Regions from separate parts of the Mus musculus genome. Here region 1 is linked to region 2. Evidence: chromatin loops called from intact Hi-C (ENCODE). Cell type or tissue: gastrocnemius. All regions are shown on one strand. Links, peaks and the distances in the headings refer to the core of each region. The heading gives the core; the rest is flanking DNA.

Region 1 (2,806 bases), core at 227-2,726, 52 kb before region 2:
AGAGCCCAAGAAATCTAAGGGTGGGGCCTGGCAGTCCTTTAGGAGGGCATGGTTTTCTACCCCAAGGGGAAAGAAAGGCACCGACTGTCTCGTGTCCATGTAGGTTTTACTCTGGCTTCAAACATTTGCTTAAGAGGCGGCGCCCATCAGAATGTGGGGTATAAACAGAATGGGAATGCAGAGGAAAGAGGTTTTGCTGGGTATGCTGGCTCGGGAGACACAGCCCAGCAGTAAGGAGGCTGAGGCAGGAGGTTTGCAGGAGAGTGAGTGACACCTTGTCTGTGCATAAATAAAAGCAGATCTTTTTCCTTCGTCTAGACTGTCTGTCCCACAGTGGGAGGTGTCTTTAAGCCAACAACAAAACAGTTTTAATCAGCGGATTTCAGATATTAGACGCACAATGAAGAAGTGTCCACACCCAATGTTTGAATGTTACCCCCTCTATATTACTGACTAAGTAGTTAGGTCTTATCAGGATTTTTTCCCCCCTTACAAATTTTTGCTGACTTGCAGTAATAAACTTCCCAGTGCATCTTTTTTAAAAAAGATATTTATTCATTTTTTGTATATGAGTACAGTGTAGCTGCCTTTATACACACCAGAAAAGGGAATTGTATGAATTACAGATGGTTATGGGCTACCATGTGGTTGCTGGAGTTGAACTCAGGACCTCTGGAAGAGCTGTCAGTGCTCTTAACCTGAGACATCTCTCCAGCCCCTCCTCCTACATCTTTTTAAGGAGTAGAAATCTCATTTAATAACTAGAAACACACTCCCTCCCCCCAAAGTAGATTTGTGGTTTTCTTCTAGTTTTCAGCTGAAAAGGACAAATATCTTTGTGAAGCACTTTTTTTTAGGGTTCTTTGTTTTCTTTTTAAGTGCTACATCCAGAAGGCTAGCTGATAAATGTTTTGTGCACAGCCCCTGTGTGGGGGTGGAGGGATGTAGAGTATTTACACCCAGGCATCAAGCAGTGAACTTGATGCAGAGATAAGGTTAAAGCAGCCATTCAGTCCCCAGTTCTAAAGGGTTTTATTTGTATGCTAAATGTGCTGGGAACCTCTGTATTTTAGATGTGAGACCGACCCAGCTGTTAAAAGAACCCAAACATTGGAATTCAGCTAATAGGGGAAAGTTATTCATAATGAAAAACCCGGTATCTAAAATATTGATATATTTCTGTCGTTTTCTTATTGTTCTTTTGTTTGTTCCTTCCTTGAGATCCGGTTTCCCTGTGTCCTGTCCTGGAACTTGTTTTGTAGACCAGGCTGGCCTTGAATTCAGAGATCTGCCGTCTGGGTGCTGGGATCAAAGGCGGGCTTAACGCTCATCTTTTCTGTTCCCGTTTTTTTTTTTTTTTTTTTTTAATGTTGTGTGAGGGATTGATTAAAAAAGCAGGCGTTCATCCCATCAAACTGTAACCCCCGCGATAGGATTTCTCCACCCACAAAATAGCCAATTCAAGCTGAATTGAAAGTACCTAAAGGGAGGGTTCCCGCTGATCTCCCAGCATGAGGTCAGAGAAGTTCCTGTCGGATTGGGAGACAGAAAAGGCCGGAGGCGCTAGGAGATGGGGAGTGGAGACCCGCCCAAATGTCTGGAGAGTCTTGAAGAGCCTCTGGGGGAGAGGAAGCCTATCCCTGGATTGGGAAGTTCTGGGTAGAGGGCGGGGTATGGCCAGCCACGCCCTGGAACAGGTGGGGACTGAGGGATGCTGGGAGAACCCGGAAGCCCGATAAGCATCTCCTCACTTGTCCGGGGTCTGAAACCCAGCACCCAGGCCTTAGTACTTTTTAAAAACTGTTAGGTAGGGCACGTTGTAAGCGAGGACGCAGCAAAACCGTCAAACCAGACCACTCCGGGGTAGAAAGAAAAGTTTATTGCAAATAAACCTGCAAACTGGCAAGACTGGAGGGAGGGGCAACGGAAGAGGAATATGGTGGAAAAGCTAGCAGATTTTATATGGCGGTCACAGGGCCAGCATCTTTGAGCTGTTCAGATTGACCCAGAACTAGATGCCTTTGCCCAGGGTACTTGACCTTTGGGGTGGATGAAGGGCAGAGTTTCCTGGTGAACAAAAACTCACCTTTAGGGTCGTTTGCCTGGTAACAGTTTTTCAGTTTATTGGGCCTAAAGCAGCGTGACCATCACTGCCATTTTGGAGTGCTCCATTGGACCTAACAGAAGTGTGTCTGTTGACATTTGATCCTCGTCCTGCATCCACCCAGCTGATTGTGAGTCTTAAAAAGAAGACAGATTTTCAGAGGAGGAAGAATTGAAGTGGTTACAACTTGGGGCTATGCAGTGAGCCTCTAATTTCTGCAGAGAAGTCAGCGTTTGTTCTTGTTTTGTTTTGGCGCGCTTGACCACTGGGCTCTCCGTCCATAATGTTTTAACCATTAACTGTCCTCCCAACTGTTTGTTCCTGAAAATCCTGGCTTGTAGTCAAAAACTGGATTAGCTGGGAAGAAGAGCCCCAACAGGACAGGACTGGCTGTGGCCATTTCTTGATTAATGGTTGACCTGGGAGGGCCTGGACCACTGGGGACCTTCCAGCAGGTAGTCCTGGCTGGTATTAGAAATTGAGGCTGAAAAAGCAGGGGTTGGGGGTGGGGTGGGGTAGGGATGGGGGATGGGAGGCAAGTCAATAATCAGCCTGCCTCCAGGGTTCTACCTGAATTTCAGCCCCCCACCGACCAGCCTTCCTTTCTGACTAAAGCTATGCTCTAACCCTTTGCTCCTCAGGTTGTTTTAGGTCTGGTGTTCTATTACAGCCGGAGAAATCTGGCTAACAAAGGTTGCCTGT
Region 2 (2,806 bases), core at 220-2,719:
GAATTAGTATAGGAAAATTATATATCTCTGAAATAGCCAAATGCACATATATATATATATGTATACATGGATGTTTTCCCGACTTGTGTGTACTCTCTCTTCAATAATTGTCCACAGAAGCCAGAAGAGGGCATACATCCCCAGGAATTGGAGTTACATGTTGGTGTTGGGAATCAACACCTCTCAGTGATCCCAGTCGCTGAGCCATCTCTGCAGCCCTAGTCACAATTCTTGCCAAGTTCTCTTCATGGAATATTTGCCATTTATATATGAATATTAGATGGTAAATAATCCTGCTCTCCACCAAACCTCTAAAAGCACAGCTGAAAACCAGGTGGCATAGTGGTGGTGGCACGTGCCTGTAATTCCAGCAGGTGGATCTCTGTGAGTTCAAGGCCAGCCTGGTCTACAAAGGGAGTTCCAGGATAGCCAGGACTACACAGAAAAACCCTGTCTCAAATCCAAACACACAATCAAAACAGAACAGACGAGTCGAGGTATGCAGTGTAGCAAGGACAGGCTAGAGGTGGTGATTGACAGGGTTTTTAGTGAGTTGTAACCCCTGCTGTAACAGAGGTGAGCTAGGCTGTAGGCAGCGTACCCACTGGAAGCTCTAAAAGGGGCCTGTGACTTTGAGCAGTGACCTTCCATGCCTTAGAAAGCACGGCTTGGCTCTGAGACTGAAGCTTTATTTTGTAGTCCCTGGGCTTCTCACCTCTGTGTCATTATATTCCTTGCACTTACAGTGAACCAAAACGTGATTCGCTTTCTCTTTGCATTTTAAAAGACGAAGAAGCTGAGGTACAGTGAATTTGATTGGGAAACTTAGATCTTCTCCAGCCCAGATTTCCCTCCATCCCCGTTCACTGCTGCTCACCTTCCAACCACGTCTATTTTTTTTCCTTTTTAAAACATGATTCTCTAAATTCCTGGCTTTGCCCTCCAAGAACTACACTCACCATCCCGTTGATTCACGTGAGAAATTTATTAAGCCATCATATCCTGATTCTTGGGATTGGCTTTCTCCTTTCTACCCATTGCCTGTGGTCATTTCTTTATCTTAGTTCTTCAGTTAGACACCACACTTGACCTAGAAAACAGATGTCCCTTGATTGAGGTCTTTCTTTTTTTAATCTTGATTTCTCTCTCTCTCTTTCCCTTAGCCCGTAGGCTTTGTCAGTTTTGACAGTCGCTCAGAAGCAGAGGCCGCAAAGAACGCTTTGAACGTAAGTGTGCATCAAGTGTGCATCGCTCTGATCCTTCACTCTGATTGTTCGTTTCCTTAGGTACCTTAGGTAACGGAAGCCCCGTAGATCATAGGTCTCTTGGAGTGTCACTAGGGTAGGTAGTATCAAAGCCTGGGCTGCAGCAGCCCTAACAAGCTACCCCTGGCTTCTTATTCCCTATGCGCCATTAAACAGACAGGTAATTCCGAGAAGACTGTCTTAGTCACTGTTCTGTTGCTGTGAGGACAGAGAACAGGGCAATTCCATCTTGAAGGGGAGCCCAGGAGCACACGTAAAGCTGGAGCAGCCCATGACAGCCATATCTTGATCCACAGGAAGCAGGTAGACAGAGGGTCTGGGTCTGACGTGGGCTTTTGAAACCTCAGAGACCGACTCCTAGTGACACGCCTTCTTCCGAAAAGCCACACCTTTTTTTTTTTTTTTTTAAGATTTACTGATTTCCCACCCGCTCTGCAGGTTTCCCATGTGGGTGTCCCATGAATCTGTATCTCCAACATACCCGGATCTCCAATACAATCTAGGCTTCATCTTCACAACTTTAGACAATAACTCCTGCGCCTCCATGCAGGGACACCACCGCAGATGCACACCTGGCTTCAGGGGCTTTCTTGTTGCCTTGGAGGGAAATTCCACAACCCGTTTCTTGTACCCTTGGCTCTAAAGCAGGAACCACATTGCCGAAGCTGCCAAGTTCTGCTTGTTGGGGCTGGAACATTGAGTTACGTTTGCCTCAGCTTTTCTTCATGGCTTACGCTGTTCTTTAATTTCTTCTCATAAATTTGAAGCTTTGTTGGTTGGGTGGGGCCTTGCACTGAGGTCACTCTTTTGACCCCATTTGTGGCAGGCTTTCCTTTCCGCTTGCTCTCCTAAGCACTGGACATGGCTCCATCACATGCATGGTCCTCCTGTTCTCCTCAAGCTTCACGCTTGTCTATTTCTCATTGTTCAGTTTGTTCCTTTTCCTTATAGATCTGCAAAAGAGGTATTGCTAATAACCACATAACATAGCCAATAGCAGACCCTCCTGGAATTATTAATGCCATTAATCTCAATATATACCATCAAGAAGATTGTTTTTTGAAACTTTTTAAAAGCTTTATTTTCTGTCTTTAGATACACCAGAAAAGGGCATCAGATCCCATTGCAGATGGTTGTGAGCCACCATGTGGTTGCTGGGAATTGAACTCAGGACCTCTGGAGTCGTTAACTGCTAAGCCATCTCTCCAGCCCCATCATCAGAAAGATTTTTTTAATAAAAATAGGTAGCCACATTCTTTGCCAAAATTCCACAACAGTGTTGTCTGAGTCCTTTACTAATATTCTTCCTCTCTGAAACCTCTCTAGCTGGGCTCCCACATCACTGTCCTCCATGTTCCAAATATGCTGACCCATTAGCTCCCCTACCCCACTTCCCCCTCTGCTTTTTTTAGTCTAAAGTCCCCAAGTTTACCTACATTCCTCCAATAAACAGTGTGGCCAAGCCTGTCACAGCAGTACCCCACTCCTGGTACCAATATCTTTCTTGGTCATTGTTCTGTTTTTCTGAAGTGACACCATAA

Evidence for each region. Hi-C counts contacts between places; a loop is a spot of excess contacts. Peaks named below come from ENCODE experiments on the same cell type or tissue, not always from the same donor. Only the 100,000 strongest peaks of a DNase experiment are listed, where the experiment ranks them.
Region 1: it touches region 2 in a loop (2.4-fold over the local background); 4 of 42 quality-filtered maps call a loop at or near these places.

What each region holds. Positions count from the first base shown.
Region 1 is chr8:33,913,150-33,915,955 of GRCm38, reverse strand. The region is part of intron 1 of Rbpms (RNA binding protein gene with multiple splicing); the gene reads left to right. Among named protein-coding and RNA genes, the nearest start is that of Gm51528, 9.2 kb to the left of the region's middle. In gastrocnemius, for the core only: no CTCF peak of the experiment used is centred there; a DNase peak (open chromatin) is centred at 1,598; H3K4me3 peaks cover 821 bases; H3K27ac peaks cover 2,122 bases.
Region 2 is chr8:33,861,406-33,864,211 of GRCm38, reverse strand. Rbpms (RNA binding protein gene with multiple splicing) reads left to right here. Exons shown (of 8, transcript NM_001042674.2): 4 at 1,164-1,226. Among named protein-coding and RNA genes, the nearest start is that of Gm51528, 61 kb to the left of the region's middle. In gastrocnemius, for the core only: no CTCF peak of the experiment used is centred there; no DNase peak of the experiment used is centred there.